2 separate regions of the Homo sapiens genome follow, and region 2 is linked to region 1. Evidence: read pairs that join two places in POLR2A ChIA-PET (ENCODE). Cell type or tissue: HepG2. All regions are shown on one strand. Links, peaks and the distances in the headings refer to the core of each region. The heading gives the core; the rest is flanking DNA. Region 1 overlaps LLGL2 (LLGL scribble cell polarity complex component 2). Region 2 overlaps UNK (unk zinc finger).

Region 1 (12,096 bases), core at 300-8,299:
GGCCAGAACCAGTGCTCTGGATAAAAGATGACCCAACTGGACAACATCCAGCCTCAGGCCGGGGAAGGACTGTCCCTGCCAGGCAGAGCCCTCTCCACTCTCTGCCGCCTGTGGGAGTGGGGGTGGAATTTGGAAGACAGCTGCCGAGCCCTGCTCTCCTGGCCCAAGGCCACCCCATCTCTGCTTGTGGATAGGGCCCTGGGGCCAGTCCACCTCTGATTCTTATCGAGATAGGTTAAAAAACAAAACTGCAGGCTGGGAGTGCAGTGACTCATGCCTGTAACCCTAGCATTTTGAGAGGCCAAGGCGAGAGAGTTGCTTGAGCCCAGGAGTTCAAGACCAGGCTGGGCAAGATCACAAGACCCTGTCTCCACAAAAAAAAAAAAAAAAAAAAAAAAAGTTTTTGAGACAGAGTCTCACTCTGTTGCCCAGGCTGGAGTGCAGTGGCACAATCTTGGCTCACTGCAACCTCTGCCTCCCAGGTTCAAACGATTCTCCCATCTCAGCCTCCCAAGTAGCTGGGATTACAGGCATGTGCCACCACGCCCTGATAACTTTTAAAATATTTTTAGTAGAGACAGGGTTTTACCACATTGACCAGGCTGGCCTTGAACTCCTGACCTCAAGTGATCTGCCCGCCTCAGCCTCCCAAAGTGCCGAAAAAAATTTTTTTAAATTAAAAACATCCCTAGCGACAAGAGGGGTCCCTGTAACTTGCTTTTCTGGTGGTGAGGTGGGGAGCTGAGGGAGGCAGGGGCACAGAAGGGCCTAGGCCTTGCTACTGGCGCACCAGCCAGCCACTCACTGAATGATCACTGGCTGAGACATGGGCGTCAGGTCCTTCCCTCTGGATCCACCAATACAACCCCTGCAAAACAGGTCTCTGAGCCCCCCAGCAGCCTCACCCCCTGCCCGGGACTGGGGGATTCCTGAAACCTCCAGGAATAGGTGAGAGGGGAAACTGAGTAAAGGGAGCAGACCACATGAAGGGTCCTGAAAGGACACAGGAGACAAAATAAGCCTGTATCTCCTCAGTCCATTTCAAACCTCACTGTCCTCCTGCAAAGGACAGGGTCGCATCCCACCAGGGATGCACTCATGCCCAGGTGCCTGCTCCACCATCAACCATACCTGCCCCATTTTGGAATAAAATCATGTCCAAAACTGGAAATCAGGAAAGTCCCTCATTTTATCCCAACAGCCCACGGGCAAGGAAGGAAAAGATGTCCCTCCCCAAATCTCACCCACCCCAAGGCCCTGCCCGAGTGGGAGCGAGGGGACGGAGGATACAGCTTGATGGCTCCAGAACGGGTGCCGATGGCCAGGATGCGCAGGGACGGGCTGTAGCCGAGGGCGCTGGGCTGGTGCGGGAAGCCATGCTCCACCGTCTGCAACGAGAAGCACGTGGGGTGGGCCTGCAGACCTGTCCCCTTCGCGCCACCATGGCTGCTGCAGCTGCAGCACCAGACGACCCAGCAGGAAGCAGGGCTTCGGTACCTTTCCGGTTCCTCCCAGACACCTGAGTGTTGGAGCCTAACCCATATTTACCAGGCCCCACCCCCTGTCCCTTTGTGACTCTGCCCTTGGCCTCATGGCCACCCCTGCGAGCTGATCTTCCCCGACACCATACCAGCCTCTCAATGCTTTCCAGGAACTGACTCGGTGCCTCCACCACGTGCACCCTGGGTGACGGACCCAGCCCTCCTCAGTGGCATGGGGGCCTTATGGGTGTGGGGTGGGGAAAGTAGGGGGAGTTTGGAACAATGGAGACACCGGTCTCTCGGGAGAAAATCTTGGTTGCACCGCAGCTCCGGGCTCACCCAGGGGCCTAGAGTACCGCGGAGGCCCTGCCCTGCTCTGGGCTCTTCCAGGTCCCTCCAGGCCCCAGTCAGCTGGGTCTCACAGACTCTTACTGTCACCAAATTCCAACCATCTTCCCAGAAAGGGAATTCCTGGAGTGTCGTTGCACATACGTGTTTTTTTCATTTATTACAGAATACACACACACACTGTGAAAAACCTGGGAGGTATAAAGATGTTTAAGAACAAAAACTGAGGCTGAGGCAGGAGAATGGTGCGAACCCGGCAGGCAGAGCAGCCTGGGCGACAGAGCGAGACTCCGTCTCAAAAAAAAAAAAAAAAAGAACAAAAATTACCCAAACTCCCACAACCAGAAGTAACCTTGCTAGAACCTAAGTGTACATCCTTCGAGTCTTCTGCACTTGTGAATGTTTGCAGGTCTATTTTTTTTTTTTTTGAGATGGAATCTCGCTCTGTTGCCCAGGCTGGAGTGCAGTGGTGCGATCTCGGCTCACTGCAAGCTCCGCCTCCCGGGTTCATGCCATTCTCCTGCCTCAGCCTTCCGAGTAGCTGGTACTACAGGTGCCCACCACCATGCCTGGCTAATTTTTTGTATTTTTAGTAGAGACAGGTTTCACCGTGTCTCTATCTCCTGACCTCATGATCTGTCCACCTCAGCCTCCCAAAGTGCTAGGATTACAAGCGTGAGCCACCCGCACCCAGCCAAAAATTTTTTTTTTTTTTTGAGACGGAGTCTTGCGCTGTCGCCCAGGCTGGAGTGCAGTGGTGTGATCTCAGCTCACTATAAGCTCCGCCTCCCAGGTTCACGCCATTCTCCTGCCTAAGCCTCCCAAGTAGCTGGGACTACAGGCGCCCGCCACCACGCCCGGCTAATTTTTTGTATTTTTAGTAGAGACGGGGTTTCACTGTGTTAGCCAGGATGGTCTCGATCCGCCCATCTTGGCCTCCCAAAGTGCTGGGATTACAGGCATGACAAAAATTTTTAATTTTTCTTTTTTGAGGGTCTCACTCTGTTGCCCAGGCTGGGTGCTACGGCATGATTTCGGTTCACTGTAGCCTTGGCCTCCCAGGCTCAAGTGATCCTTCCACCTCAGCCTCCCAAGTAGCTGGGACTACAGGCATGCACCACCACACCTGCCACACCCGGCTACTTTTTAATTTTTGGTAGAGACAGGTACTCGTCATGTTGTCCAGCCTGGTCTTAACCTTCTAGACTCAAGCGATCCTCCTGCCTCGGCCTCCCAAAGCGCTGGGATTACAGGCGTGAGTCACTGCAAGCTGCCTAAAATGGCTTTTTTTTTTTTTTTTTTGAGACGGAGTTTTGCTCTTGTCACCCAGCCTGGAGTGCAATGGTGCGATCTTGGCTCGCTGCAAACTCTGCCTCCCAGGTTCAAGTGATTCTCCTGCCTCAGTCTCCCCAGGAGCTAGGATTACAGGCACCCACCACCATGCCCAGCTAATTTTTGTATTTTCAGTAGAGATGGGCTTTCACCATGTTGGCCAGGCTGGTCTTGAACTCTTGACCTCAAGTGATCTGCCCGCCTTGGCCTCTCAAAGTGTTGGGATTACAGGTGTGAGCCATCATACCCGGCCTAAAATGACTTTTAAAACATCTAAAGAATATTCTTTACCTGTAGATATCCTAATTCACCAGAGGTTTATTGTTGAGTATTTACTTTGTTGCTAGAGGGTTTGCAATCCAACAACCATGTCGATGGCATTCTTGGACTCCTATCTTTGTCTGCACCACTTGAGTATTTCCTGGGGCAGATGTCCCAGGGATAGAATTGTGGGTTAAGAAAGGTATGAACATAAACCCACTACAAATTTAGAGTGATAAACCATCTTCAGGAAGGTTTTTAGTTCAGTTTCTTAATCAGTTACCCCAATCTGACCCCCGCCTCCCACCCCGGGGGATAGTGACCCTGCAGAGCTAGGTGAGAACAGCACAAAGCGATGCTATGTCAACTGATTGCTTTAAAGACTTAAAAAACAACCACAGAGACTCTGACTTGCAGAAAAAGGTCCCAACAATGAGGCAGCCTCCTTAGGCCCTGGGCTTTCCTACTTTGCAGCCCTGCCAGGCCTCAAAGCAGCAGAAAAGGAGAAGTCCCTGATGAGATCTAGCAATGATAGCTTAGCAAACCCAATTGCTACCTGCCTCCCCCATCAGTCAGTCTAGTCCAATGGCTCTCACAAGGAATCCCATGCTGGGGTCAGGCAGGGAGGAGAGCTCCAACAAGTGCCTATTTTGGGGGATGCCTGGAGACAAAAAGGTCGGGGGAGACGGGGGGTGCCTCAGGCCTGGCCTTTGCTAGGAACAGGGCCTGCCCTGCAAATGGTCATACCTAAATGGGATAGCCAGGGGGACAGATAGGGCCCAGCAGCGGCCCCCAGGCCAGCCCAGGTCCCTGTTCAGCTATGCGAAAAATGCAGAGCCTGGAGAAGCCCTGGATAGAGATAGCTGAGTGTCTGGAATGTAAACATTTCCCAGGAAAAGGGGAGTAGACAGTGGGATAGGATGTGCAGGACAAGCTCCCCCAGGGGCCCCACCAGACCTCAGCCAGCCCCAGGTTGCTGGGGCCTCAGGAAGTCAGCAGCCGGAGCCGTCTCCCAGGACAGCAGCACTTTCCCAGCAGCAGAGGCAGCTCAGGGAACAGCCTCTGGAATTTGGAGGACTCTGGTGGAAATGCCCTACAGGAGCCCAATGGCCTGGCCAGGAGCAGGCCCCATGCTCCGAGCTGCCCAGAACGGTAGCCATGAGCCCCATGGGGCCACCAAGCACTTGCAGTATGGCTCATGTCACCAATGAGGATTAAGTCAGTTCTTGGAAACCCTTCAAGTATGTCTGGAACAACTCGGGTTCTAGAAGAACAGGGGCTGGACTCAGGCAGGCCACGCTTCGAATTCCCTTTTTCCACTGTAAATCATCCAAATTCTAAATACAGATCTAGTACTTCCAAAAAAGATTTAATGTCTGAACTGAGATGTGCCGTAAGTGTAAAATACACCTAGATTTCACAAATTGAGCATTCAAAAACACAAACTGAAAAAATCTCATTAGTAGTTAATCACACGTCAAAATATTTTGCATATGTTGGATTAAAAGGAATATATAATTTTTTTTTGAGATAGGGTCACGCCTGTCACGCCTGGAGTGCAGTGGCACGATCACAGCTCACTGCAACCTCCGCCTCCCTGGTTCAAGTGATCCTCCCGCCTCAGCCTCCTGAGGAGCTGGGACTACAGGCACACACCACCACGCCCAGCTAGTTTTTGTATTTTTAGTAGAGACGGGGTTTCACCAAGTTGGCTAGGCTGGTCTCAAACTCCTGGCCTCAAGTGATCCACAGGCCTCAGCCTTCCAGAGTGCCAGAGTGCTGGGATTACAGGTATGAGCCACCTTGACCAGCTGGAATACAGGATTAAAATTAATTTCACTTGTTTAAATAATTTCATAATGCAGCTTCTAGACTTTTTTTTTAAAGACAGAGTCTCCCTCTGTCACCTAATTGGAGTGCAGTGGTGAGATCTTAGCTCGCTGCAACCTCCACCTCCCGGGTTCAAATGATTCTCCTGCCTCAGCCTCCCAAGTAGCTGGGACTACAGGCATGCACCACCACGCCCAGCTAATTTTTGCATTTTTAGTAGAGATGGGGTTTCACCATGTTGGCCAGGCTGGTCTCGAACTCCTGACTTCAAGTGATCTCCTCGCCTTGACCTCCCAAAGTTCTGGGATTACAGGCGTGAGCCACCGCACCCAGCCAGAATATATAATTAAAATTAATTTCACGTGTTTAAATAATTATACAATGCAGCTTCTAGGAAATTTTAAATCACATACATGGCTCATATTATATTCCCATTGGCCTCGACAATTCCGCACACCAGCAGGAACGTCAGGCCACAGAGAAAACAGCCTGTAACTTTTTGCTAGGCTCTCAGGCCACAAGTCAAGGGCGGGCAGTTCTTCTAACATTTCACCAGAGTCACTACTCCTGTTCGGCTCAGCATCTTTCCTCTAACTCAGAGGAAGACAAAGGGTTGGGCCCATCCTTCAACCACCCGCATTCATTCCTCATTCCCTTCAAGCCTTGGAGTTATCGTGGCCACCCCTCCCCCCCATCCCCACCTTCTTTTCCAAAGGCTGATTTAGAACAGGGACTGAGTCAGACCCACTAAGCTTTGTATCCCTTCCTGCCACGTACAAGGCATCTGGTCGTGGATGAGCTGCTGGGCCTCCCTGAGCTTCATTTCTCATCTAATAAACGGGATGGTACTGGTGACTGCACTGGGCAGAGCTGTCCTTGGATTGGAGATGATGGATCTGAGGCCACCCTGCAGCACACACAGGCCTCTGCTTCCTTCCGAGGCTCGCATTGTTCCATAGTATCACCTTGGGCACTTCTCCAAGTTGGCAACTCTGGAGGGACCAGGGCTCCCCTAAAACCAAAATAAGGGCAGTGACCTTCACAGCGACTCTACCTGGACAGGGCCAAGAGAATGGTTTCATGTGTAAATGACCTGTCTCCCAGGGGATTCCTCAGGCAGTCCTATGAGGACAGGGGCTCGGGCTGGGCAGAGAGGCAGGGGAGCCCTAGGTTAGTTATGAGAAGCCCAAGGGATCTTGTTGGGAACAGGGAAGGGATTGGGATTTGGGAACAGGACTAAGAGCAGCTAACAGAAGGGACAGGGAGAAGCTAGAAACCCAGGGCCTAGTGTCCTGAGGAAACCAGTCAGGGAAAGAACGAAGGCTCCATGGGCACCTCTGGCTGTGCCCCAGTTGCCCCCTAGTTTGTGTGTGTGTGTTTTTTTTTTTTTTTTTTTTTTTTGAGACAGGGTCTCACTCTGTTGCCCAGGCTGGAGTGCAGTGGTACGATCTCAGCTCACTGTAACCTCCTCCTCCCGGGCTCAAGTGATCCACCTGAGTCTCCCGAGTAGCTAGAACTACAGGCATGCGCCACCACAGCTGGCTAATTTTTGTATTTTTTGTAGAGATGAGGTGTCACTATGTTGCCCAGGCTGGTCTCGAACTCCTGGACTCAAGTGATCCACCTGCCTCAGCCTCCCAAAGTGCTGGGATTACAGGTGTAAGCCACCGCGCCCGGCCTGCCCCGCCCCTTACTTTGGTGCCCTTCCCACCCCCTTGGATCCCACCCCCAACTCCTACCAGCCTTGTAAGGCTTAGCTTCCCTGCTGCTGAACAAGGTCTGTATCACTTAGGTGGTGACTCCCCCCTTGTTTAGGGTTCAGGAACAGTTCCAGGTCCCTGTTAGAGGGAGTGCATATGGCCTCCCTAAAAGGAAGTACCCACCTGAGCACAGGAGGTTGGGCTCAGCCCCAGGGCTGCCTTCCTGCAAAGGTACACACAGCAACCCTGAATCGCGGCTGCACTCAGGACAGAGGGCGGGACGGGGCATAGCCCCTGGGTGGTCAAGGAATTCCAAGACCAGCCCTCCCCAGCTATTCTAGGACCCTAGCTATCTCTCCTCAGATTCAAACCAGGAGGCTGACCAAAGCTGCCTGGCAGCCACTGGGGCCTCCGAAGCGCGGCATCCAGCCTACCCGGCCCCGCCCACATCTGATACCTGGCTCAGGTGACCTCTGCCAAGGGAGGAGAGAACAATGAACTCTTTTGACAGGGGGGTTGGGAAAGGAGAGCAAAGATTTGCAGAAGCCGCCAGACTGCAACGTTAGCCTGGAGTAGGGGAGAAGGCCCGTCTCTCCTGGGCTCTGGGACTCCTTTCCAGGTCCCGGAAGGGGAGCGAGTGGGCAAAGGCTGGCTGTCAGAGACAGTGGGGCCTTCATCCTGCCTGCAGCCAGGGAGGACCCTGCCCAAGGGCTAGGACCTGAGGAGGAGTCCCTGGCACTCCTCAGGGGGTGGGAAGGAGGCAGTGGTGGGCACCAGGCCCTCAGAGGCTGCCCAGCACCTTGGGGGAGCACTCCTGCCTGGCCGGGCCACTCTGCCCGATACTGGCTGGGTGTGGCCAGCTCAGATTCCTGGCAGTGGCGGCAGCCTGGCCCTCCCTGTGTGGCTGCTGTCACCTGACACCAGGGGCCCAGCCATTCGAAAGCCAATACAGAACAACCTGGCCCTCCGCAGGGGCTGCTGGGTCAGGAACACACTGTTTGTTCAGGGCCTAAGGGGACAGAGGAGGGTGGGCACGGGCAGGGAAGGCCCAGGCAGGTGCTTCTGCGGCAGCCGGGCAAGCACAGCAGCCTGTTTGCCCTGATGGGTGTGGCTGCTTGGGGTGTGCCTGGGTTTGGCCGAGGGGAGCGAGCTGGCTGTGAGCAGTTGTCTAGGAACGGGTTTTACCTTGACTTCTCCAGCAGCACTTCCTCCCTCCCGAGGTCCCATGGTTCCTTCCCTTGGTCCTCAGTGGCCCTGTCCTGGTGCTGCAGCTGACTTGTCTGTCTGTCCATCCCTCCAATAGGCTTGACGGCCCACCATATATAGCAAACAGTTACTTCACTGGTGAAGTAACTGAGGTGTGAAGGGAGGTGAAGCCACCACTCTAAGGCCACACAGCCAGACCACAGGTGAAACCAGGACATCCTCACCCCAGCCAGTGCCCCTGCCCCGGATAAGCTCCAGCTGTGCAAGCCCTGGGGGCCTTAGTCTCCTCCCCTGCAGAATGGAAGCAACACCCATCCTGAGTTGTTGTGAGGGTGACACCACAACAAGGCAAGTCCTGGTAAGGCGTCGACCTGTGTCAGGCACCGTTTGAAGCAATTACACTCCCTTAGGGATCATTATGATGCTGTTGGAACTCAGGACATACCACCCCAAAATACCACTGTAGGAGACCAGAATGGGCTACCCCAAAGTATACTTCTTTGGCTTTTTTTTTTTTTTTGAGACAGAATCTCACTCTGTCACCCAGGCTGGAGTGCAATGGCGCGATCTTGGCTCACTGCAACCTCCGCCTCCCAGGTTCAAGTGATTCTCCTGCCTCAGCCTCTCAAGTAGCTGGGATTACAGGTGTGCGCCACCATGCCCGGCTAGGCTGATCTCGAACTCCTGACCTCAGGTGATCTACCTGCCTCAGCCTCCCAAACTGCTGGCATTGCAGGCAGGAGACACGGCGCCCGGCCACTTCTTTGGCATACTTTGAGCTGGTTATTCTCAGAAAGTGCAGACATGGGAGTAGCTCTGAAAAGCTGTCCTTTAGCCGGGCGTGGTGGCACATGCCTGTAATCCCAGCTATGTGGGAGGCTGAGGCTGGAGAATCCCTTGAACCCGGGAGGCAGAGGTTGCAGTGAGCTGAGATGGTACCATTGCACTCCAGCCCGGGCAACAAGAGCTAAACTCCGTCCAAAAAAAAAAAAAAAAGGAAAAAAAAAATTGTCCTTCTGTAAAATAAATTTACATCCACAAAGGAAAGCTACATTAGTCAAGTACAGGCGGAATATCCCTCATCTAAAATGATTGCGAATAGAGGGTTTTAGATTTCAGAATCTTTTGGGTTTCGGAATATTTGCATTATACTTACCGGTCGAGCATCCCAAATCCAAACTTTCAAAATCTGAAACGCTCCAGTGAGCATTCCCTTTCAGTGTCATGTTGGCACTTCAAAAACTCAGATTTTGGAGCATTTCGGATATCAGATTTTCTGATCATGTATGCTCAATCCATATCTGTATCAGGAAGAAGGCTGCTCCAAGGCAACTTTTATTACCCAGGACCTTCTCTGCATAACAAGACAACCTTCATTCACCTACACTTCCTCCCCTCACCTTCCTGTAACCTGGTCACATTCCACCCCAGTCCTCATTTTTTTTTTTTTTGAGACAGGGTCTCACTCTGTCACCCAGGCTAGAGTGCAGTGGCATGATCTCGGCTCACTGCAATCTCCGCCTCCAGGGTTCAACTGATTCTCTTGCCCCAGCCTCCCTAGTAGCTGAGACTACAGGCGTGTGCCACCACACCCAACTGATTTTTGTATTTTTAGTAGAGATGGGGTTTCGCCATGTTGGCCAGGCTGGTCTCTAACTTCAGACCTCAAGTGATCCACCCACCTCAGCCTCCCAAAGTGCTGGGATTACAGGCATGAGCCACTGCGCCCCGCCTCTCGTCAATTTAATTCATAGCCCAGCCAAAGAACCTAGAAGGCTGGAGGGAAGCCAGTTTTTGCTCCCCTACAATGCCCATTTTACAGATGAGGAAACTAAAGAACAGAGAGGCTAAGTAATGCGTCCACTGTGTCTTACACAGTGAGGAAGCATCAGAGCCCGCATCTAGACCCAGGTCATGTGGCTGCAAAGTCCCTGCCCCTAACCACTACCTGGCCCCTCTGATGCCTGGCACATAGCCCTCGGTGAACTGGAGTTACCGCTCTGACAGCCAGTTCCTGGCAGAGTTCAGAGACTGTTCGCAATCACAGATCCTCTGGAAGTACTGAAGCCAAAGAAACAAGACGTCTCCCTCTCAGGACCCCCGGGGCGATGTCCTTGCTCTCTTTGAGGCATCGGGCTTGGTGTGGGTATAAAGGAGTTGAGCCAAAAGGTGTTGGACAAAAAGGCCAGAACTGGTTCAGAAGCCAGTGTCTACAAGCCACCTGGGGTCGAGCTGTGATGGCGCCACTGTCCCAGCTGTCACAGTACCCAGCAGACTGGCCTTCCAGGACCACTGGAAGAGATGACCTGAGTTGCCAGCATGAACACTGTCTGGGGCCTGACCCTCGCCTACACCAACAGCCCACGTGCCGCTCCAGGCTCCAGCCCTGGGTATCCCACCGTCCGCTGGACCTGCCCTCCGCCTGTCTGCTGGACCTGCCCTCCGCCTGTCTGCTGGACCTGCCCTCCGCCTGTCTGCTGGACCTGCCCTCCGTCTGTCTGCTGGACCTGCCCTCCGCCTGTCTGCTGGACCTGCCCTCCGCCTGTCTGCTGGACCTGCCCTCCGTCTGTCTGCTGGACCTGCCCTCCGCCTGTCTGCTGGACCTGCCCTCCGCCTGTCTGCTGGACCTGCCCTCCGCCTGTCTGCTGGACCTGCCCTCCGCCTGTCTGCTGGACCTGCCCTCCGCCTGTCTGCTGGACCTGCCCTCCGCCTGTCTGCTGGGCCTGTCCCAAGGCTCCCCCAACTCAACCTCAAGCCACATGACACCCACCACAGAACGATGCTGCCGGACACTGCAGCCGCCAGCCAGACGTGGCCTTCGATTCGTGCAGGAACTCATGTAGTCCTCACACCAACTCTATGGATGGAGTGGCTCTGATTATCATTATCTCAGAGGCATGTGACCTGCTCAAGGTCACACAGCTGGCGAGCCGGGCAGTCGGCACCACTCACCTCTGGGCAAGCTGCCTCTCCAAAAATGGAGAGCACTGTTGTTGCGATTGTGTCCAAATCAAAACGATCAAAATACATTACTTTTCCTCAAATCTGTTCTTCGCCACTCCTGGCCTGGGCTCCCCCTCCCAAGGCCTGGCACCACCACCTACCCAGGTCAGAGACTTCACGGTCATCCTGCACACCCGCCTCCCCTCCCCATCCCCTCCCTCTTTACTGCCCCATCAGCAGATCTCAGCCCTGAATAGTTCTCTATTCCATGGGTCTCAAACCAGGAGCGATTTTACCCCTCAGGAAACATTCTTGGTTGTCACATCTTGACAGGCTGTGTGTGTATGTATGTGCTACTGGCATCTAGTGGGTAGGACTAGGGACACTGCTAAATAATCTACAACGCACAGGACAGCCTCCGCAGCACAGCCAGCCTCAAATATCATCTGTGAGTGCTGAAGTTGAGAAACCCTGCTCAATTCATGCCTCGTTCCCATCCCCACTGGCTGGGCTTCCAGTCCCTTCCTTCTGGGCTGTCACCTATCTTAGTCGGGGCAATGTCTCCTAACTGCTCTGAGCTTACCTGCCTTGCCCAAAGGGTAAAAACATCTCCAGGTTTATCTTTCCTACATTGTAAATGGGACCACTATTCACTCCCTTGCTCACAACCCCTGGAGCCGCAGGGTCAGATCAGGCCCAGATACCAGCAGCCTCCCTGCTTCACAGCCTGGGCTGGGGAGGGGCAGGGCAGACGGGATCCCAAATCCTCTGGGATCTGGCCTCATCCTCCAATCCCACCCTGCTGGCCCCACCACACTCCCCGAGCCGGATGAGTCTACCCCGCTCCTGAATCCCCTGGGCTCTCCCCTTCCTCCTCTCCACTTCCAAGGCCTGAAATTTCAGGCCATCAGCCTCCTCCCTCCTGCAGACTGTAAAAGTGGAGGGCAGAGGCCTAATCAGATTCCCATAGCCCTGAGCCTTGGGCTGTGGATCCA
Region 2 (12,096 bases), core at 2,528-10,527, 250 kb before region 1:
TCCCTATGTCTGTCATTAGTGCGACACTCCCAGGTGTGGCACCTCCCTGTGTCTGTCAGTGCTGTGCCCTATTTCTCTACAGAGATTTGCAGTAAGATATTTAGGGTCAGCAAACCTGGGCACCAGTGAGGCGCTCTCTCTAAACAGCCAGCTTTGGTGGGAACTGCATGGGATGTGATCCCCAGGGGAGGATGAAAAAAGGCCAGGGAGCCTCCTGGGTTCAGATGTGGGCCCTTAGGCTTAGTGAAAGAAAGGCCTGTCTTAGGTTTCCTAAAAGTGGGAAAGGGAAATGGTACCTCCCCGCAGCCTACCGCCAGGGATGGTGGGGTCTGAGTCCAGGCTCGGGCCATGGGCTGGGCTGCAACCAGTCCTCTGGATGGCTTCCCAGAATCTGCCCAGCCTACCCTGAGGGCATCTGACCCAGAAGGAGACACGGGGCTCCTCTGAGGACAGGCTGGGTCACTCACTCGTCGCCCTCCGGGCAGAGGCCTGTAGCCTCGTCGTACTTGGTGCAGTAGACGTCAGGGCTGTAATTGAAGGTGCCGTCCCGACGGCGGATGGACCGGCGGCGCCGCTGGTTCACGAAGTGCCAGTGGAAGCAGGTGTAGGGCCGATGCTGCGTGCATTTGTGTTGCACAAAGAGTGGGCACTGCTCTGTGCGGAATTCTTTCAGGTACCTGCAGAGAGAGCCCCGCGTGGGGCAGGCCGGGAGCAGAGAATGAAGTCTCTTGCTTCCCAGCAAGAAGTTAGCCGCCAAGTCCCCTGAGGGCCCTGCTCTGGGGTGCTAGTTCCACTGGAACACCAGGAGAGACCCAGAGCTGTAAGGCTACACCTCAGCTCTAGGATCCAAACCAACACCCCAGTCCCACACCAGCCTGAAAGGCAGGAACCACAGACCACAGGGACCTCGGCGGTCAGCTGTCCGCTGTGTTGACCAGCTGTGGCGTTAATCAGCAGCTTGGTTCTCTGAGCCCTTTCCAAGGTTTCCCAAGCCAAACCACTAATCACAGGCAAAGGGCTGCAAATAAGAGCATGAGGCGCCTCTGCCAAACTCTACAGGCCTCTGCTACCCAGGTCCACCTGCCTGTTGTTGCAGGCCTTGCCTGTACCATGAGCTGGGGCTGTGGGCTGAGAGGAGAAATCTACAGATAAGCACTTAGGCTTTTCAGCTCTGAAGCTGAAAGCCCAGGTCACAAGGCATCCCTCGGGACTACTGACTCAGTAATTACCGTCCTGTCTGCCCGCCTCCGCCCAGAGACATTTCCTAGCACTACCTAGATCTGTGCTTGGGGAAAATCTCATACTGAAGTTCTGAAGATACCCGCCCCCCCGCCCCCGCCCCCGCCCCCGCCGCTCCAGCCTGTTCTGTCCCCAGTCGTGTCACCTCATGTGAGTACCTGCAGCAGCCGGGCTATTTATGTCCTGGGGGCATGAAGCTGTCTCCTTTTGGCCGCCTCCTCCCAACCTTCACTGGTCTCTCTCCTCTGCCCTGCATGTGTAACAGCCAAGACACTCCCAAATCTCTTCTCCCACATTCCACCCAGTGGAAGGCCCCAGACCCACTTACCCCCTTACATCTGGGTTTTTGTTTGCTACATGTGTCTAGGTTGGGGGGTCTCCTAGACTGGGCTCCCCTGCCCCTGGCCCCAGAAGGACAGGCAGTTAGTATAGTTCTCTTTAGTCTCTCGAGCCTAAAAATGCAAGCAACAAATGGCTTGGGATAGGACATCTAACGTCATCGAGAAGGATGGTGCCAGAGGCTTGGAGACTGCAGAAAGAAGCATGAAGGGAACAGAAGTCAATCCAAAAAAGGGATCCTCGACCCAGGCTGGGATGCAGGAAGGAGGAAGGGGGAAGAGGGGAGGAGAGGTACTAGTGGATGAAGAATTTGAAGGTGTTTTTGGAACAGAAACAGTATGAGCTTAGAAACAGAGTATGTCTGGTTCTAAGAGCTCCCAGTACCTTCGTGGATGTGCGTGGAATAGGAAGGGAACTGGAAAAGAGAAAAGGAGGATGAGGTGAGGTACAGGAGGCAAACTGCAAATTTCAAGGGCCTCATCTCTGGGCTCCAGGTACATCCTGAAGACCCCAGGCAGAAATCTGGAAGCCTCCCTATGGCCTGATGCTCTTCTGGTCCCTTTGGCATTTGAAGCAAAGGTTCTTCTCCTTTACTGTCTGGTTAGACAAAAAGCTGTGCCCTCCTGCTACACAAAGGTACCACGCCTGGCACTGAGCTGGGATACCCATTCCTCAAACTGGTAGGACCATCCCTCTCCTGGGAGGTACATCCTCTTCCTGACTTTTTGGACCCACAAAGAAACTACCTCAGGAGGTAACAGAAAATGGGAGAGAAGGAACTTTCCTGAAAGAGGGAAGCTGGGCCCCGAGCCAGGAACACAGAAGAGTGAGGCATGGTTAGAATGGGCAGATTAAGGAAGGAACATCCAGTTAAACTGGAATCTCATATAAGCAATGAATAATATTTTAGCCTAATTAAGTCTCAAATATTGCATGGGACATACTTATCCTAAAGAAATTATCTGCTTCTGGTCAGGCACGGTGGCTCATGCCTGTAATCCTAGCACTTTGGGAAGCTGGGGCGGGCGGATCACCTGAGGTCTGGAGTTCAAGACCAGACTGGCCAAACTGCTGAAACCCGGTCTCTACTAAAAATATAAAAAAACGGCTGGGCACGGTGGCTCATGCCTGTAATCCCAGCACTTTGGGAGGCTAAGACGGGCAGATCACAAGGTCAACAGATCGAGACCATCCTGGCCAACCTGGTGAAACCATGTCTCCACTAAAAGAATACAAAAATTAGCTGGGCGTGGTGGCGTGTGCCTGTAGTCCCAGCTACTCAGGAGGCTGAGGTAGAAGTACCTGAACCCAGGAGGCGGAGGTTGCAGTGAGCCAAGATCGTGCCATTGCACTCCAGCCAGGGCAATAAGAGCAAAACTCCATCTCAAAAATAAATAAATAAATACATAAATACATAAATTATCTGTTTCCAACGTAACTGGCATCCTGTTTTGTTTTTAAGAGACAGGGTCTTGTTATGTTGCCCAGGCTGGAGTGCAGTGGCTGTTCACAGGCTCAATCATGGCATACCACAGCCTCAAACTCTCAGCCTCAGGCAATCCTCCTGCCCCAGTCTCCAGAGTAGCTGGGATTGCAGGTATACGCCACTATTCCCAGCTGGCATCCTTTATTTTTATTTGCTAAACCTGGTAGTTCTAAGAGTGACACATGCCTGCCTGGTGTCAGTGCCTCATGAAAGCACAGGGAGGCAGGAGGAGAAACCTAGGATATGTTCAGCCTGCCTCTGGGCACAGTCTGTCCTGGAGAAGGAAAGGTCCCCGAGGACAGGGGCTAGACCTGGTGAGCCTGCTGACTTGGGGCAGACATGTCCACAGTGCCACGTGCAGATGAGACTCCACAGAGGCTCTGGCTGGCAGGGCTCTCACAGATCAGGACAGACAGTGAGCTACAGATTCCATGTTAAGCCTCTTCACTTCCATTCCCACTGCCCTGGGTCAGGGACTTAAGACCTTTTCCTAAACTGACTTCCCTGTTTCTGGCCTTTCTCTGTCCAGATGACACTGCATGGTGCTCAACCCTCTTCCTAGAGCCCGAATTTAACTCTTACTATTATTATTATTTTTTTGAGACGGAGTCTCACACTGTTGCCTGGGCTAGAGTGCAGTGGCGCAATCTCAGCTCACTGCAATCTCTGCCTCCCAGGTTCAAGCAATTCTCCTGCCTCAGCCTCCCTAGTAGCTGGGATTACAGGCACCCGCCACCACGCCCAGCTAATGTTTTCTATTTTTAGTAAAGACAGGGTTTCACCATGTTGGCCAGGCTGGTCTCGAACTCCTGACCTTGTGATTCGCCCGCCTCGGCTTCCCAAAGTGCTGGGATTACAGGCGTGAGCCACCGCGCCCGGCCCAAAATTTAACTCTTGCTTTTTTTTTTTTGAGACGGAGTCTCCCTCTGTCGCCCAGGCTAGAGTGCAGTGGTGCGATCTTGGCTCACTCACCGCAACCTCTGCCTCCCAGGTTCAAGCAATTCTCCTGCCTCAGCCTCCCAAGTAGCTGAGACTACAGGTGCATGCTACCACGCCTGGCTAATTTTTTTTTTTGTATTTTTAGTAGAGACGGGGTTTCACCATGTTAGCCAGATGGTCTTGATCTCCTGAACTTGCGATCCGCCCGCCTCGGCCTCCCAAAGTGCCGGGATTACAGGCATGAGCCCCTGTGCCCGGCCAGCAAACTCTTCTTGTAAAGGACCAGATGGTAAATATTTTAGACTTTAGATTTCTTTTTTTTTTTTTTTTTGAGACGGAGTCTCGCTTTTTTGCCCAGGATAGAGTGAAGTGGTGTGATCTCAGCTCACTGCAATCTCTGCCCCTGGGGTTCAAGCGCCTCAGTCTCCCAAAGTGCTAGGATTACAGGCGTGAGCCACCACGCCCAGCGGACTTTAGATTTCTTTTTGAGGGGATAACAATTTGCAAAGTTGGGGGATCCCTTTCATCAAAATGGATTACAAATGTTCATTGTTAATTCTGATTCTATAATACATACATATATATTATACACACACACACACACACACACACACACACACACATTTTTCTTTTTATAAGGCAGGGGCTCGCTCTGTTGCCCAGGCTGGAGTGCAGCGGCTCAAGCAGGGCTCACTGCAGCCTTAACCTCCTGAGCTCAAGTGATCCTCCCACCTCAGCCTCTGGAGTAGCTGGACTATAGGCGCGTGCCCCCATGCCCAGCTAAATTTTTTTTATTTTTAGTACAGATAAGATCTCGCTATGTTACCCGGGCTGGTCATGAACTCCTGAGCTCAAGTAATCCTCCCCTGCTTTGACCTCCCAAAGTGCTGGGATTACAGGTGTGAGCCACCACACCTGGCCTGTAATGAGATTTTTATGTATTTCATCTTTGAAAATGTCTTTTCACATACATAGGTATTGCTAAATGCTGATAACATTCCACAAGCATGTGGGCTTGTTTTTTTTTTTTTTTTCCTTTTTGAGACAGTCTCACTCTGTCACCCAGGCTGGAGTGCAGTGGCGCAATAGCTCACTGCAGCCTCAACCTCCTGGGCTCAGGCGATCCTCCCACTTCAGCCTCCCAGGTAGCTGGGACCACAGCCACCATGCCCAGCTAATTTTTGTATTTTTTGTAGAGATGGGGTTTCACTGTGTTGCCAAGGCTCAAGCATATAATATTTTTTTTTTTTTTTTGAGATGGAGTCTCGCTCTGTGCCCAGGCTGGAGTGCAGTGGCGCAATCTCAGCTCACTGCAAGCTCTGCCTCCTGGGTTCACGCCATTCTCCTGCCTCAGCCTCCCAAGTAGCTGGGATTACAGGCGCCTGCCACCACGCCCGGCTAATTTTTTGTATTGTTAGTAGAGACGGGGTTTCACTGTGGTCTCGATCTCCTGACCTCGTGATCCACCCGCCTTAGCCTCCCAAAGTGCTGGGATTACAGGCGTGAGCCACTGCACCCGGCCAAGAATATAATTTTTATTCAGGATATCCATCTCTTAGATGACAATTGTAGAATTCTACTAATTTTTTTTTTAAGACAGAGTCTCGCTCTGTTGACCAGGCTGGAGTGCAGTGGCGCAATCTCGGCTCACTGCAACCTCTGCTTCCCAGGTTCAAGCGATTCTTCCTGCCTCAGCCTCCCGAGTAGCTGGGATTACAGGTGCCCGTGACCACACCTGGCTAATTTTTGTATTTTTTAGTAGAGACAGTGTTTCACCATATTTGCCCAGGCTGGTCTTGAACTCCTGACCTCAGGTGATCCGCCCGCCTCAACCTCCCAATGTGCTGGGATTACAGGCATGAGCCACCATGCCTGGCCAGAATTCTATTAATCTTAATACTTCTCTTTTAATCTCTTCCAGTTGAAGATTTGGCATAAACTCAGTTGCGCAGATTAATGGATTTTTTATTTTTATTTTTTAGATGGAGTCTCACTCTGTCGCCCAGGCAGGAGTGCAGCAGCGTGATCTCAGCTCACTGCAACCTCTGTCTCCCACACTCAAGCGATTCCCCTGCCTCAGCCTCCTGAGTAGCTGGGATTACAGGCATGCGCTACCACACCTGGCTAATTTTTGTATTTTTTGGTAGAGATGGGGTTTCCCCATCTTGGCCAGGCTGGTCTTGAACTCCTGACCTCAAGTGATCTACCCACCTTTGCCTCCCAAAGTGCTGGGATTATAGGCATAAGCCACCACGCCCACCCAGTGGATTTCAAATTAGAGAAATTTCCTTTGTGTTCACATTGAGATGCAAAATCCCTGATAGAACTATAGCCTGCATTTGGAACATGTGTGTAGGAATGGAGAGCTTGCCTTTGTTTTCACTTTTGCCAGCACAGGAAGTATACAAGGCAGTTTAACATGACATATGATTTAAACATTTGCTGTCATCAACATGACTTCCCTGAAGCATAGGGTTTGCATAAGCACTGTTTTACTTTGGAGTTTTAGGTTGAATTCATTAACAAACATTACCTAGTCTGCAGCAAAAGCTAATTTCCAAAGCCATTCAGCATTCAATAGTGGTTGGGAGCGATTCTCCTCATTCAGAAAATTTTCAATCTCAGCCCTGAGCTCAAAAAGTTGAAAGAAAACTACCACTGCTAAGCCATCAAACTACTGCGCGGCAGGGCACATCAGAATATTCAGCTTCTATTTCTGACAAAAACTTATGGAACTGATGATGATTCACAAAACCAAGTAAAATTACTGATGCTAAGAGTTCAATAACACATGATAAATTAAGATATTTTCTGCAAAGTACCTGCTGATGAATAACACAATGAATAAACCACCTTACATTTTCACAAGTTTTGTAAATTTGTCCAATTATTCTTCCGCTGTACACATATTTTTACCACCACCAGCTGTAAAAGATACTAGCAGATTACACTTTAGGTTGTACTGAATTAGTGTTTTCTTAGCTGTGGACTCACCGACAGCCAGGAAAAACCACATGAAATCGGCCTTCTTTTTGATGATGTCTGGCTCTGTCACCAGGCTGAAATGCAGTGGCGTGATCTAGGCTCACTGCAACCTCCGCCTCCCGGGTTCAAGTGATTCTTCTGCCTCAGGCTCCCAAGTAGCTGGGACTACAGGTGCCTGCCACAATGCCCAGCTAAATTTTTTTGTATTTTTTAGTAGAGACGGGGTTTCACCGTGTTGGGAGATCGATGGTCTTGATCTCCTGACCTCATGATGTGCCCGCCTTGGCCTCCCAAAGTGCTGGGATTACAGGTGTGAGCCACCGCGTCCGGCCTGTAATTTTTGTATTTTTAGTAGAGACGAGGTTTCACCATGTTGGCCAGGGTGGTCTCAATCTCCTGACCTCGTGATCCGCCCACCTTGGCCTCTCAAAGTGCTGGGATTACAGGTGTGAGCCACCGCGTCCGGCCTGTAATTTTTGTATTTTTAGTAGAGACGAGGTTTCACCATGTTGGCCAGGGTGGTCTCAATCTCCTGACCTCGTGATCCGCCCACCTTGGCCTCTCAAAGTGCTGGGATTACAGGTGTGGGCCATGGTGCCCGGCCTTCTTTTTTAATTGACTACTGACATTGCTCCTAATGTCCTCAACATTTTGAGACACTGTTCCTGCTGAAAAGCTAACACTCTCAAACAAAAATGTGTTTTATCTGGACACACTTCTCCAGCTGCTGCAGTCAAACACAATTTAATTAACTCAACATCAGTAAATGGCTTTCCTTGCCTAGCTAACAAATGAGCCACTCAGAAACCTGCTTCAGTTGTAGCCTGCAACTGAAACTACAAAAATGTAGTTTTAATTCTTGTGAAGAAATTCTGCTGTAAGGAAATATTCCTAGCTGCATGCAGTGGCTCATCCCCGTAATCCCAGCAACACAGGAGGCGGAGGTGGGAGGATCACCTGAGCCTAGGAGTTTGAGGGCAACATAGCAAGACCCCATCACTAAAACAGTTTTAAAACATTTTTTTAAAAAACTAAGCCAGGCATGCACCTGTAGTCCCAGCTACTTGGGAGGCTGAAGTGAAAGGATCACTAAACCCAAGAGTTTGAGGTTGCAGTGAGCTACGGTTGCACCACTGCATGCCAGCCTGGGTGACAGAGCGAGACCCTGTCTCAAAAAAAAAAAAAAAAAAAAAAAAAAAAAAAAAAGACATCTGTGCTGAAAAAATCCATCAGCATTATCAGACAAAGCACTTATCACAAGATTCCCAGAAAAGCAAGCAATGGTCAGAAAAAAATTTTTAGGTCAGGCGCAGTGGCTCACTCCTGTAATCCCAGCCCTTTGGGAGGCCAAGGCGGGCAAATCACTTAGGGTCAGGAGTTTGACGCCAGCCTGGCCAACATGGAGAATCCCATCTCTACTAAAAATACAAAAAATTACCCAGGCGTGGTGGCTCACACCTATAATCCCAACTACTTGGGTGGCTGAGGCACAAGAATCACTTGAACCAGGGAAGTTGAGGTTGCAATGAGCTGAGCGCACCACTGTACTCCAGCCTGGGCATCAGAGCAAGACTCTGTCTCCAAAAAAAAAAAAAAGGCTGGGGGGAGCCGGGTGCAGTGGCTCACACCTGTAATCCCAACACTTTGCGAGGCTGAGACGGGTGGATCACAAGGTCAGTAGTTCAAGACCAACCTGGCCAATATGGTGAAACCCCGTCTCTACTAAAAATACAAATTAGCCAGGTGTGGTGGCGGGCGCCTGTAGTCCCAGCTACTCAGGAGGCTGAGGCAGGAGAATCGCTTGAGCCCAGGAGGTGGAGGCTGCAATGAGCAGAGATCATGCCACTTCACTCCAGCCTGGGCGACAGAGTGATCTCAAAAAAAAAAGGAAAAATAAATTTTAAAGGAATATTTCCTTCTTTATTTAAATAAAGAGACAGGGTCTCACTCCGTTACCAGGCTGGAGTGCAGTAGTGTAATCACAGCTCATTGCAATCTTGACTCCTGGGCTCAAGGTGTCCTCCTGCCTCGGTCTCCCAAAGTGCTGGGATTACAAGCATAAGCCACCATGCCCAGTCACAGCTATCTTTATTATTGGGTGCTTTGCCACCAAATGTGTTAACAAATAATCCACATGCCACCGAGCCTTAAAAGTAAAATACTTGAAGTGCATTTTTCTCTTCCTCTCTTCTTTTGACATAAGAGGTATGCACTGGTGATGAAGAACGTATAAAACATGGTATGCTGGCTGGGTGCAGTGGCTCACACCGGTAATCCCAGCACTTTGGGAGGTCGAGGCGGGCGGATCATGAGGTCAGGAGATCGAGACCATCCTGGCTAACATGGTGAAACCCCGTCTCTACTAAAAATACAAAAAATTAGCCGGGCGTGGTGGCTGGCGCCTGTAGTCCCAGCTACTCAGGAGGCTGAGGCAGGAGAATGGTATGAACCCGGGAGACAGAGCTTGCAGTGAGCCCAGATCACGCCACTGCACTCCAGCCTGGGCGACAGAGTGACACTCCGTCTCAAAAAAAACAAAAAATGTGGTATGCTGACACGTGCAGCAATGAGAAGCAATGAGCATCACATATAGTCAGTCTCCTGTTGCAACTACTTGAGTCTGTAGTTGAAGTGCACAAGCAGCCAAGACAACAGAGAAACGAATGAGTGCAGGTTCAAAGGAAGCGTTATTTTATTTATTTTTTATTTTTTGAGACAGAGTCTCGCTCTGTCACCCAGGCTGGAGTGCAGTGGCGCGATCTCAGCTCACTGCAAGCTCTGCCTCCTGGGTTCATGCCATTCTCCTGCCTCAGCCTCCCGAGTAGCTGGGATTACAGGCGCCCGCCACCATGCCCAGCTAATTTTTTTATTTTTAGGAGAGGCGGGGTTTCACTTTATTAGCCAGGATGGTCTCAATCTCCTGACCTCATGATCCGCCCGCCTCGGCCTCCCAAAGTGCTGGGATTACAGGCATGAGCCACCGCGCCCAGCCCAAAGGAAGCTTTATTTAGGGACTCTTTGAAATTCATACAATCGTCACATCACGAAATATCTTTTCAACCATTGAAAAAATGTGAAGGGAGGGCACAGTGGCTCATGCCTGTAATCCCAGCACTCTGAGAGGCCAAGGCGGGTGGATCGCTTGAGCTCAGGAATTGGAGACCAGCCTGGGCAATGTGGCAAAACGCTGTCTCTACCAAAAAAATACAAGAATTAGCCGGGTGTGGTGGTGCACACCTATAGTCCCAGCTACTCAGGAGGCTGAGGCAGGAGGATTCTTTGAGCCTGGGAGGTCGAGACTGCAGTGAGCCAAGATTGTGCCACTGCACTCCAGCCAGGAGGATAGACTGAGACCTGTCTCAAAAGAAAGTGAAAACAATTCTTACCTTGTGGGCCTTAAAAAAGCAGGCAGCAGGCTGGATTTGGCATGCAAGCCGGTTTGCTGACCTCTGCTCTACACTTGGGTTTTTTTGTCTTTTTTTTCCCCTTTTTGTGGAGAAAGGGGGCTCGCTGTATTGCCTGAGCAGGTCTCAAACTCCTGGGCTCTAGCTATCCTCTGGCCTCTGCTCCCTAAGTGCTGGGATTACAGGTGACCTCTGCGCTAAACAGTTGGTATGCCCCATCACATCACAGCCTTACATTTCCATACTTTTGATCATGTTGTCCCCTGGGTCTAGATCACCCTGAGGGTTCCCTGGCCCTGCCTGCCCCCGCTTCCATGTTCCTACTGCACTATGTGAATACTGCTGGTACAGCCACCACAGTGGATTCTGACTGTTTTGTACACTGCCACATCGATCATCTTTGTACCCCTGCACAGAGCTGACCCACAGCAGGTGCTTGAGATGTGGGAAGTGAAAAGAAAAGCAAAAAGCACCCCAAGTGGTAGAAACCTGGTACAAAAGCAGCTCTGCACGAACCCAGCAAAACACAGAGGAGCAACTCCAACCTCTGACTTAGATACATCTCCTGGCAATTAACTCAGTAAGCTCTCTCTTCCACATCACGTCTGCTCAGCTTTGTTCCTCACCTGAACACTAAAATTGAGATCTTCCGCCTCACACACAGAGTCGGTTGCTGGCATCTGGCTCTTTTGTCATTGGTGCTGGGAATGTGCAGAGACCATTACAGATTAACTTTTTTGAAAAAGGGTCTCATTCTGTCACCCAGGCTGAAGTGCAGTAGTGCAATTACAGGTCACTGCAGCCTCCCAGGCTCAAGCAATCCTCCCACCTCAGCCTCCCGAGTAGTTGGGACTACAGGCACCTGCCACCCCACCCAGCTAATTTTTGTATTTTTTTGTAGAGATGAGGTTTCGCCATGTTGCCCAGGCTGCTCTCAAACTCCTGACCTCCAGCAACCCTCTTTTTTTTTTTTGTTTTTGAGATGGAGTCTCGCACTATCGCCCAGACTGGAGTCCAGTGGCCCGATCTCGGCTCACTGCAAGCTCCGCCTCCTGGGTTTGCACCATTCTCCTGCCTCAGCCTCTGAGTAGCTGGGACTACAGGCGCCCGCCACCACGCCTGGCTAATTTTTTTGTATTTTTAGTAGAGACGGGGTTTCACTGTGTTAGCCAGGATGGTCTCGATCTCCTGACCTCATGATCTGCCTGCCTCAGCCTCCCAAAGTGCTGGGATTACAGGCGTGAGCCACCGTGCCCAGCAAGCAACCCTCTTTAGTCTCTCAAAGTGCTGGGATTACAGGTATGAGCCACCATGCACAGCCACTACAGATTAATTCCTGTTTCTATTTCCTCCAACAACCAATGGGTATCATGATGACTACTGACAAAAGCTGGGTATCGGCCAGGCATGGTGGCTCATGCCTGTAATCCCAGCACTTTCAGAGGCCAAGGCAGGTGGATCACCTGAGGCCAGGAGTTCGAGATCAGCCTGGTCAACATGGCAAAACCCCATCTCTACTAAAAATACAAAAATTAACCGTGGTTTGGTGTAGTGGCACATGCCTATAATCCCAGCACTTTGGGAGGCCAAGGTGGGTAGATCACCTGAGGTCAGGAGTTCAAGACCAGCCTGGCCAACAGGGCAAAACCTTATCTCTATTAAAAATGCAAAAATTAGGCCAGGCGTGGTGGCTCTTGCCTGTAA

What was found. Peaks named below come from ENCODE experiments on the same cell type or tissue, not always from the same donor. Only the 100,000 strongest peaks of a DNase experiment are listed, where the experiment ranks them.
Region 2: POLR2A ChIA-PET joins it to region 1 with 12 read pairs; 2 of 35 experiments call an interaction of 5 or more read pairs at or near these places.

What each region holds. Positions count from the first base shown.
Region 1 is chr17:75,545,338-75,557,433 of GRCh38, reverse strand. It overlaps LLGL2 (LLGL scribble cell polarity complex component 2), which reads right to left. Exons shown (of 26, transcript NM_001031803.2): 3 at 1,291-1,388. Among named protein-coding and RNA genes, the nearest start is that of LLGL2, 26 kb to the right of the region's middle. RefSeq lists enhancers at 1-515, 4,425-5,005, 11,926-12,096. In HepG2, for the core only: a CTCF peak has its summit at 4,461; DNase peaks (open chromatin) are centred at 1,572, 4,363, 7,453 and 7,893; H3K4me3 peaks cover 826 bases.
Region 2 is chr17:75,798,341-75,810,436 of GRCh38, reverse strand. UNK (unk zinc finger) reads right to left here. Exons shown (of 16, transcript NM_001080419.3): 2 at 468-677. Among named protein-coding and RNA genes, the nearest start is that of UNK, 20 kb to the right of the region's middle. In HepG2, for the core only: no CTCF peak of the experiment used is centred there; no DNase peak of the experiment used is centred there.